2 separate regions of the Homo sapiens genome follow, and region 2 is linked to region 1. Evidence: chromatin contacts called from ENCODE Hi-C data. All regions are on one chromosome and are shown on one strand. Each heading gives the region's core, a stretch centred on a gene start or an enhancer-like site at or near the end of the contact. The rest is flanking DNA. Distances are from core to core; before and after follow the strand shown. Region 1 holds the start of SELENOK (selenoprotein K). Region 2 holds the start of NEK4 (NIMA related kinase 4).

Region 1 (5,645 bases), core at 1,592-4,091:
ATTATTAAAACTACCAATTCTTTCATTCACTCAACAAGTATTTATTGAATACCTCTTCTTTGCCAGGCCAATGTCTTCATTCTAGACAAGCAGTATCCAACAGAAATGTAATGTAAACCATGTATGTGAGCCAAGTATGTAATTTTAAATTTTCTAGTAGTCACATAAAAATAAATGAAATTAACAAATAAAATTACTTTTAGTAACATATGTTCTTTAATCTCCAAAATATCATTTCAACATATCAATATTAAAAACAAGATATTTTACAGTCTTCATTTCATTCTAAATCTTTGTGATCTGGTATTTTGTACAGTACATTTCAATTCAGACTAGCCACATTTCAAATATTCAACAGCTACATGTGGCTAGTGGCTAATGCTTAGTTTCAGACATTAAAGGTTAGGGAAAGAGGGGAAATGCTATCTTTGTCCTCTACCACTAACTATATAATTGTAACTAACTATAATTGTAACTAACTATATAATTTTTTTCAATTTTCAAAGTCCTTTCACCTTTGTTATTCGAGAGGAACATGCCTTGCCTTGAAGGATTGATTAGATTTTAGCAGGTGGAGAAAGTTCCTTTCAAGAGGAAACACATGAGCAGAGGCAACAAGGCAGGAAAACAAAGGGTCTACTAGGGAAGTAGAAATCAGAGAGCAAAATCTAAGATGTATCAGGAAAGCCCTTAATGCCAGACCAGGGAGGCTGAATTATGTTTGTCAGGTGGTGGGAAGAAACGGAAGGTCTGTGAATGGGAGAGGCAAGATTGGATTAAACTAACAGGTGAAGATAGCATGAAATGGAGTACGGAGAAACTAGAGGTAGCTCATTAGGAAATCACTGCATTAAATCTCAGGCAAAAATGATCTAGATAAAGGAATGGAAAGGAAGAGATAGCCTCACAATGTCCGATACTCAGGAGATCCCAATGTTAGTTTCTTTCCTCTTTTGGCAATTGGAGAGATTTTAAGCAATTGTCAAAAAATTGTCTAAAAAAATCTCATTCAACCAACCAACAAATATCTGAGCACCTACTACTTGCCAAGAACTATGACAGACCTTGAAGATATAAAAGACAATAAGGCAGACAGGATTCCTGACCTCTTACGTCTTATATTTTCTTGAAGACAAGAGACAAATCAATTATCAGACAGTTTCACAATGTGAATTACTATGAAGAAAATAAACACGGAGATGAGTGGCCAGGGAAGGGCACCCAGAAGTGGTGACAACTAAGCAGAGGGCTAAAGGATAAAATGAGCTGGATGTGCAAGGAGTCCGAGGAAGAGGGTTCCAGGTAGAGGGACAAGTATGGGCAGAGTCCTGGAGGTATCAGTAAAACCCGGGGTGTTCACAAACTAAAACAACAATGTTGCCAGAGCATAATCTGGGTGGGGGTGTTCATAAACTAAAACAACAATGTTGCCAGAGCATAATCTGGGTGGGGAGATGTGGCTGGAAGTACAGTGAGAGGAGCAATCAAGAGGACAAGTCACCTTGGGCCTGCAGGCCATGACAAGGAACTGGATTTTAAGAGCAATAGGAAGTCACTAAATTTTAGTGTCCAAAAGGTTTTAGGCAAGGGAACGAGATGATCTCCGTTTTAAGATCGATCTTGCTACAGTTTGTAAAACTGCCTAAGGATGGTAAAAGACTGAACCTGAGATTTCATTTAGAAGGAAACTAGCGTAGAGCAGGTGAGAGATGATGGTGGCATGGTCTAGATTAAGAAAGGCCCTTGGGAAAATTAACGGCCCTGCCCTAATATTTTTGCAGAAATGATCCTTTATGATTGTGCTGCACAAATCCCAAATGAGGTGAAGGATGTTGTCTTGTCCTATTATGAACTTTTCTGGGGAAAATGCTCTCTCCAAAATCAACATAAAATTAGATCTTTGTCAGTTCTAAGTATTAGAACATAAAATCTTAACCAAAGTTGTTAAACTCAAAATAGATTTTCAGCATGTAATTTTCATTTTCTGGAAGGTGATTAGGAATCTTTCCAAAGAGATGACACATGGCTTGAGAACTGGGGGCGGGAAGTCAAAGGAAGCAGCCATTAGGTCTCCACGCTGAAAGAATAGCTAAGTGCAGAGGCCTTGAGAAGGGAATGAAATGGCCACGTTCAAGGAACAGAGGCAGCCCACTGGCTGTAGCAGAGTAAATATCCATGGTATGTGGTCCACATTTACTGAATGTCCAAGACATGTCTTCTAATTCGTCTGTCACCAAAGTGGTCATAAGCAGTCGCCATCAATAAGAAACAAGCAGAGAAAGGGCCTACAGTTCAATTTATTTTTCAGTTGCCTCACAAAAGGCTAAGAAAAACTTAGTTTCTGGTGAACCCAGGTAGACATGCTCATTTTAAAGAGAATGAATATATCTAGGAAGAGCCTGGCAGTATATTCCCAAAGGCGTGACAATAAAGTTCCTTAACGTGTAGTCAGCACCCTCAAACGTCAACACGTCTGGAAAATTCGGAAGCGTTTCCTCCTGTCAGCGGCCCTTCAAGCTACCTCATACAGGGCAGCCTCTCCTACCCAGACCCGGAGCCTATCAATCGACGAGAAAACAGCTTCCCCTCACTGGGCGGTGCGAACCAACTCTGCACGATCAAGTCGGATAGAGGACTGGCAACCGCGGGCACTACAGGGCAGTCCTTAACGTCATATCCGGTTGTCAGCTCGGCCGCCTCCGCCTAACCAGAAGTCGCAGATGTGACGATGCAAAAACGCCCGTCGGGGGCGCGTCTCTTTCAGCAGCCAATGGGCTCTGCCCACCTTCGTCCTCGTCAGCATTTTGTCTAATCGCGGCCTGTGACGCTCGAAGGGCGGGGAGCAGAGGGAGATACAGAAACCGACAGGGGCCAGGCGCCCGGTGGCTCCGAAGCGGGGAAGTGGGACAAGATGGTTTACATCTCGAACGGTAAGTTGAGAGCGGGCTGTGGCTTCGACCGGTGACTTGTAAGATCGGACTCCAGGTTCCTTTCATCGTCGCTCGCTGAGTCTTGAGCCCGGTGCGGCTTCCCCGGGCTTAGCGCCCCGCGGCCGGGCGGAGCTGGACCGAAGTCGCCTCGGCTTGCGGCGCGTCAGCCGATGGTCTCTGAGCCGGCAGTCGGGGGCCGAGGTCCCGCCGGCCTCACGTTGAGTACTGGGAGCCCTGCAACCCCGCCTTCGTGCAGCAAGCGCTTGATTGTGGATTTGCGAGGGTGGTCTTTCCTCTCTCGGGTGTCGGTATCCTTAAAACTAGTAAGGACAATGATGCCGACGCTGTACACGTAGCGCTTGTGCCCTGGACAGTGTTTCAGTTATTTGCTTATCGTCACATTCAATCCTGTTTTACGGGTGGAAACTCTGAGGCTCAGATAGATTAAATAGCTTGCCTGGGCTATTTAAGTCACAGAGGTAACTTAATGGCTGAGTCGGGATTCGATCACAGGTAGGCTGACGTCAGCGTCCTTGTTATCTGTTATGCTGCCTCTGTCTACAACGTGTAAAAAGACCGAGCCGACCTAGGATGATAATTAGATGAAAGCTTTGCATAGGCTTTTTCCCCAGGAAAGGGTAGCTAGTCAAACATGGAATTTTTTGCTCGAATTTCAAGGGGCATGGGAAGAAGTACTATCTTCCCCTAGGAGCAAGTTAATTATTACCGGAATGGAGAATCCGAGAGACTTAATTCTGCGAACCCACAAAGAAGATGACCGGAAAGGAAGGACATGACTGTGTCAGATCAGTGCTAGAGCTGCCTGCCCACCTGTTTGACTCAGGTGAAATTCTTTGGTACAGTCTTAACAAGGAGTTGTGGATCATTGGAACTAGGTCTTGGTTCTATTTGAGTCATCTGTTTTTCTCCAGAGACGAGTAAGGTAGTCAGTGAGGAGCCTTCTGGCTGACTGCACTTTTGCATTTCTTGACTTTTAAAAATCTCCCCTTCTCATCTCCCACTTAAAAATCTTTGAAACAAGTAGATTGATGGACACTACAGAAAAGCATCAAAATTTCATCTTAGTTTTGGGCGCTTTCAGACTTTAGTCTGTTTTATAGCCTGTTTTATAGCCTTTGTGATATAAGCTTAAGGCTGGAAGCTTCTGTATGAATTATTGAATAATTCCTTGTATTTGTTGTGTCTTACTGTGTTCGCATTATTTCATTTGGTCCACATAAGTAGCCGATTAGGACTCTTTATCGTACTTTAAAAGTTGAGAAACACAACTGCATTCAAACACCTTACTTCTCTCTGGGGATATTGGTGGAAGGGACATTCTGCCTTAAGAAAGGGAAAGTGGAAAAGCAAGATAGAATCACAGAGGAAGAAATGACAGGTTCCAATTAGATCCACCTTCTTAGGACTGTATTATCAGCACTTGACAAAATCTTTCTCTTGCTGTCAGATGACTTTTTTTTTTCCAAAAATCTTATGTGATGGCTAGCCCTGGAATACTTTTTGTTGGAGAAAGAAAATGTCACATCAGCCAACGAAGCAGAGCTAGTAAGAGGCAGAGAACTAAGCCTGTCACCCACCCTCTAAACTTTTGTAGCCCCTTGCTCTCAGTAGCACAGTGAGAGCTTAGATCCAAGTGGGTATCTGAAATTAAGCTGGTCAAGAAAAGAGGAAAAGTAAACCCTCATGGAGTGGGTAGAGGTGAGTGGGGTTAACTCTTGGGATAATGGAAAGGAGAGGTAGTTGACAGTTACTCTTCCCCGAAAATATTCTGACATCTTGATTTGCAAGGCTGAAATATAGTGTACCAACTTATGTTGTAGCTTCTATTAAAGTGGTTTGAAAAATAGATCCAGTTTTGCTTAAGATAAAGCTAGAGTCTATTAGAATTAAGAGTATGCTGTTATAGAAAACAGTAGTTATTTTAATGAAGAACAAGCCAAATTCTCTTTAGTACTTAGAGCATACACACTCTTTATAAGAATTTTATAAAAATAACTGATTCCAAAGACTTGTAAGAGTATGAATACGCAATCTTTTTATACAGGCAAGAGACTTTGCAAATGAAAAGAAATACTCAGCATGTTTAGGAATATGGAAGTGGTGTGAGCATTCCTTTATATTCACCCGTCCCATTTGTTTCTTCAAAGTACTTGAATAAAGAGGTATTTTTACACCCATGTTGATAGCAGCATTATTCACAGTAGTCAGAAGGTGGAAGCAACTCAAGTGTCCATCAACAGATATGAGTGGGTAAACAAAATGTAGTATATACATACAAGGATATATTATTCAACCTTCAGGAAGGAGATTTTGACACATACTGCAACATGGATGAACTTTGAAGACATGCCAAGTGAAAAGCTGGTCACTAAAGGATAGAAATTGTATTATTCTTCTTTTATGAGGTTCCTAGAGTAGTCAAATTTGTCGGGACAGAAAGTAGAATGGTGGTTGCCAGGGGCTGGGCGGAGAAGGTAATGGGAATCAGGGTTTAATGGGTATAGAGTTTCAGCTGGAGAAGATGAAAAACTTCTAGAGGTGGATGGTGGTGATGGTTGTGCATCAATGTAGAATGTACTTAATATCACAGAACTGTACTCTTTAAAATGGTTAACCATTGGTAACCATTGTTACATTTTTAAACCATGATAAATTTTTGTTTTATATATATGTGTTTTTTTGTTGTTTTTTGTT
Region 2 (5,645 bases), core at 2,095-4,594, 1.1 Mb after region 1:
GGCTCATCTCCTCCTTCTGCTCTGCTCCAGGCAGCAGCCAGAGTCACCATTTAGAAAGGTCAGTCTGCCGCAGGCCTTTCCCTGTCTCGCACACCCTATCCTGAGTGGTATGGCCCCTGCTGACCCCTCTATGTCACCTAGCCCATGGCCCCTCTGAGTCTCTCAGCTTCAACTGCAGAGACTTCTTTTAGATCCAGGTAGGCAGGTGCTTCTCCATTCATTCATTCAGCAAGCGGCAATTCCTTCATTTATACCTGCTGGGTTTAGGGTGTTGAAGCAGACAGGCCTGGCCTCGTCCTCAGGGAGTTCACATTGCGGTGTGGAGGTAAAGTCACAAAATGAATCCACTGGATCTTAGCACATGTTGCTCCTCTGCCTGAAAAAGTTTTTGTTTAAACTTCCACTCATGCGGTGCTTGCTTGGGGCAACCTCTCCTGGATGGCCAGGCTGGGCCTGGCGGCTTTTCTGAACAGTACTGACCTCAGTTGGCAAGGGTAGCTTGTTAGTATGCATGGCCGTCTCCCTCTTCGACAGTAAGCCCCACATGGGCAGGCCCTTGTCTGTCTTGTTCATAGTTGTCCTCCAGGTCCAGGCTAGTAGACCCTTGCTAAATGTCTGTAGAATGAATGATAGGTTTTTTTTTTTTTTTTTTTTTTTAGAAGGAGTATTGCTCTGTCGCCCAGGCTGGAGTGCAGTGACATGATCTTGGCCCAATGCAATCTCCGCCTCCCGGGTTCACGTGATTCTCATGCCTCGGCCTCCTGAGTAGCTGGGATTACAGGAGCAGTGTGCCATAATTTTTTATTGTGGTAAAATATACAAAACATAAAATTTATTATTTAACCATTTTTAAGAATACAGTTCGGTGGCATAAGTACATTCATGTTTTGCATCCATCACCACCATCCATCTCCAGGACTTTTTCATTTTCCCCAGCTAAAACTCTGCACCCATTAAACACCAACCACCAATTCCCTCCTCTCTCCAACAACTGGCAACCACCATTCTACTTTCTGAATCTATGACTTTGACTACTACAGGTACCTCACATAAGCGAAATCATACTTTTGTCCTCTGTGACTGCCTTATTTTGTTTAGCATAATGTCCTCAGGGGTCGTCCATGTTGTAGCATGTCAGAACATCCTTCCTTTTTAAAAATTTATTTATTTTGAGACAGAGTCTCACTCTGTCACTCAGCTGGAGTGCAGTGGCAGGATCATGGCTCACTGCAGCCTCAACCTCCGAGGCTCAACTGATTCTCCCACCTCAGCCTCCCAGGTAGCTGGGACTACAGGCATGCGCCACCACACCCAGCTAATTTTAAAAATTTTTTGTAGAGAAGGGGGTCTCACTGTGTTTCGTAGGCTGGTCTCAAGTGATCCTCCCACCTTGGCCTCTCAAAGTGCTGGGATTAGGTGTGAGTCATAGTGTGTGGCCTCTAGAGCACTAACTTTAAAAAGCTACAATTACAAATCCTTCCTCTGTCCCTCTGAGATATATACCTATGTATTTCCTACAACCTAGGAATGTCTTTCTCAAGGACCTGAAATCCATTCCTTTGGAATGTAATCATCATAAAGGTAGGGCTCATGTCTCCCAGTCTATGTGGGAGAATAGAATCCTAACTTCCCTAATTGCCAGCTAGCAGACACAGTTGGCCTAATCACATTTACGCTAAGCACTCCTTTTAATTTTTCACTTCCCAGACTCTAAGTGAGCCCCTGCATGCTCCCCTGCCTACTCCCTTATTCTTCCTTTGGAATGCCCAATCACCCCTGCGCAAATGGAATGGAGTTCAGCTGCTTCCCCTACTGTCAGTAGTTACTGAATAAAATCTATTTTCATCATTTTAATGCCTGGCTTTGTTTATCTTTAATAATATCATTAACTAGAGTTCAATCTTTATTTATGGTTCTTTTTGTTTGGTTTTCTAGTGAAGATGAAATTGCTTTGAGTAAAATGTGCAAATACTAAATGTACCATTAGATAATTTTGACAAATTCATACACCCAAATCTCCTATCAAGATATATATCAAGGATGAGGAGAAATTTGAACCCCTGTGGATTGCTAATGGGAATGTAAAATGGTTCAGCTTGCTGTAAAAAATGGTGTGGTGGTTTCTCAATACATTAAACTAGAATTAGCATATGATCCAGCAATTTCACTTCTGAGTGTATACCCAAATGAATTAAAAAGAAAGCAGGGACTCAAACAGATATTCGTACACCCATGTTCATAGCCGAATTATTCACAATAGCCAAAAGATGGAAGCTATCCGTGTCCATGACTGCATGAATGGATAAACAAATTGTGGTGTATACATATAATGGAATATTATTTGGCCATAAAAAGGAAAGAGGCCAGGCACGATGGCGCACACCTGTAATAACGGCATTTTGGGAGGCCAACGTGGGTGAATTGCTTGAGCCGAGGAGTTCAAGACCGGTCTGGGGAACATAGTGACACCCTGTCTCTGAAAAAAAATAAAATAGGATTAGCCAGGCATGGACGTGTGTGCCTGTAGTTGGGAGGATGGCTTGAGCCCAGGAAGTCTAGGCAGCAGTGAGCACCATTGCACCACTGCACTCCAAGCTGGGTGGCAGGGCGAGACCCTGTCTCAAAAAAAAAAAAAAAAAAAAAAAAGGAAAAAAAGGAAGCGCTCTGGGAAAGGGAGGCTTTGGCTGGAACAAATGGTGAATTCTTTTGGCACCCCTGAGCTTTCTTGGGCAGGCATTTTAAAGGGGCCTAGGCCCACCTAGAGATCCGCCCTTAGGCTGTTAACTTAGCATGATGCCATGTTAGAGTTTAGTCAAGTCTCTTAGTGCAGTGGTTAGGGTAGTCGTTAAATGCTGAGGAGTCTTTGTAGTTCTCAATTAGCAGGCGAGTTTTTAGGGATGAAAGGTACTGATAATTTACTTTGAATGTATCAAAAAATAGGATGGATTGCTGGATGCAGAGACGGCATGTGATAAAGCGGATACAGCAAATGTTACTGGTAGAGAGTCTGTCACCCAGTCATTAGAACATGAGCTCCAGGAGGGCAGGGACTTTGTTGGCCTGGCACATAGGCGGTCAACAAATATTTGCAGAATGAACGAACAATACTTGTAACGGCCTTAGGACAAACAAGTGCACAAAAAGAGGAAGCTTTCCCTGACTCTGTTGTGGCGGGGATCCGGACGGTGGAACGGACGCACAGAAAGTGCGCGGAGCCTGGCGGAGTCGCTCTGGCCTCCTGGAGCCTCTGCTCTATGGCGGGTCCTCCCGGGGCTGCGGAACCTCTCTGGCCGCTCGTGGCGTCCGCTCTATGGCCGTCCTTTGGGGACGCAGGAGCATGCGCAGAACTGCTCCCGGCCCGGATCGCTATGGCAGCGGCGTCGTCGCGGGCCGGGCCCCAGCAATCCCGCCCGGGCCCGGCTGCCTCAACAGCCGCCCCCACTGCCCCCTCTCGGGCATGAACCGAGCTTCTTGTTGCCGCCCGCTGCCCTACCCGCCGCTGCCGCCGCATCCCGACTCTGGGCCAGCGCTGGGAACATGCCCCTGGCCGCCTACTGCTACCTGCGGGTCGTGGGCAAGGGGAGCTATGGAGAGGTGACGCTTGTGAAGCACCGGCGGGACGGCAAGCAGGTCTGCAGGGGTGGGGCCCGGCAAGGGGCGGGGGCGGGCAGAAGTGCGCCGAGGGCGCCGACCGGTAGATTAGGTCGGGGGTGGTCGCAAGAGGCTCATCTCGGATGGCGTTTCCTCAGGGAAATGGTCCCAGACCAAGACGAGGCCTGGCCTCCCTGTAATATGCGCCCAGAACTACTTCTACTTCTTTGTTGTGTTAAATTTTTTTCCTTTTAATTTTCATTTTCTTTAATTACAATTCTAAGTTTTATGTAAAAATTTTCAGTCTCTGCCTATCTACTTCTTTGTTGTACTAATTGGCATGCGTGATCTACACACCTTTCTCCCAACCCCGATACTCTCATGAGAGCCGGTATCATGCATTCCCAGGACTTAATACAGCGCCTAGCAAGCATTATTCCTTGAATGAAGGGCCCCAAACGTCTCTACTGTAGACTGCTGGATTCACTTAAAACTCGACTCATTTTCTTCCCGCCAAACCTTCTCTCATGTCTTCCGTTTCAGTGAATAGTGACACCAACCCACCAGTTGCCCAAGCCGGACACCTGGAGTCATTTTTAAGCCTCCCCACGCACCCCAACACTGATTATATTCATCTATCACTAAGACAATAGGCCTCCTCTCATCTCTACTGCTACCACCCCAATCCAGGACACCCTGTTGTCTCTAGCAAAGCTATGGCCACGGTTTCCCAACTGGTCGCCGCCACTTGACTTGCTTTTCTCCAATCCATCACTTTCACTGCAGCCTCAGTGATCTTTCTCAAATTTAAATCTGATGTTGTCACTCCTCTGTTTAAAACACTTTATCCCATTACTCTCAGGATAATGAACCAATTATTCAATGTGGTTTATTAATAGGGTGACAATATAATGTACAAACTGGGACAATTTTGAAACTGAAAGGCATTATTAATAGTTACACCAGGACAGTAGGACTGCTCCAGGCAAGCTGAGAAGAGATGTTCCCCCTAAATATAGGGCCCAATTGCCTGTTCTTCCTTGTCTCTGGTGCTAGTTGCTTTGCGTGGAACACAAGCTCATGCATAAGAAATTTATTCAGTAGGCATTGGGGGAATCATTGGATTTTGGGGCTGATGATAGGGAACTAGCAATAGCTAGTTATTTGAGCTTTAGTTTACACTTCACAAAACACATTTATCTATGTGTTGAAGAAATGAATTGTATGGTCTTTGAAATGATTGAGGGCAATGTATTAGGTATTAGAGGCTATTGATTTCTTTTAAGTGTGAATAATTTTGTATGCTGAAGATCAGTGACTATTAAACTTATGGGGCCATGGATCCCTTTGAGTATCTAACGTAATCCACAGACTATTCTGTCTGCAAATGTATAGTCAAGCTATATTTTATTCACCTTTTTGGGAGAGCTTAGATATTAAGGAATTTCTTTTTTTATTTTTTATTTTTTTTGAGACAGAGTCTTGCTCTGCCTCCCAGGCTGGAGTGCAGTGGTGCGATGTTGGCTCACTGCTGCAACTACTGCCTCCCAGGTTCAAGCAATTCTCCTGTGTCAGCCTCCCGAGTTGCTGGGACTATGGGTACACACCACCACGCCGGGCTAATTTTTGTATTTTTAGTAGAGACAGGTTTCACCATGTTGACCAGGCTGGTCTTGAACTCCTGACCTCAGGTGATCCACCCGCCTCACCCTCCCAAAGTGCTGGGATTACAGGTGTGAGCCACTGTGTATGGCCAGATATTAAGGAATTGCTAACACAGGTTTTATAATTGATCCAATGGTATGTTATCTTGAACTCACTTTTTTTAGTCATTAATGAAATTGTGAAATGCAGATGGGAAAGGTAATTTTTGTGGCCCTACACTGCTATAAATCTAACTTATAAGAAGTATCAATAATAGCAAATATTTTCCCCGATTTTGTGCTTGGTGAAAAACAAAATGAATAGGTTATCTGACAGGCTCCACAAGGTTGGTTTTGAGGGTATTCTTGAGAGCCCTTAGATAACTCTGAGGCCACAAATCTTACGTTTAT

What was found. A loop is a pair of places that touch in the nucleus more often than their neighbours do. Pooled maps may share reads with other maps.
Region 2: a loop to region 1 is called in a pooled map, with 10 times the contacts of the local background. The contact joins the promoter of NEK4 here to the promoter of SELENOK in region 1. A Hi-C loop is called at or near these places in 2 of 37 single-sample maps with no recorded cell type and 4 of 50 pooled maps.

Annotation. Positions count from the first base shown.
Region 1 is chr3:53,889,055-53,894,699 of GRCh38, reverse strand. SELENOK (selenoprotein K) reads left to right here and starts at 2,841. Exons shown (of 5, transcript NM_021237.5): 1 at 2,841-2,930. The coding sequence starts at 2,912. RefSeq lists enhancers at 2,563-2,862, 2,753-3,653.
Region 2 is chr3:52,768,639-52,774,283 of GRCh38, reverse strand. It overlaps NEK4 (NIMA related kinase 4), which reads left to right and starts at 3,344. Exons shown (of 16, transcript NM_003157.6): 1 at 3,344-3,630. The coding sequence starts at 3,538. RefSeq lists enhancers at 3,213-3,262, 3,050-3,567 and a silencer at 3,423-3,532.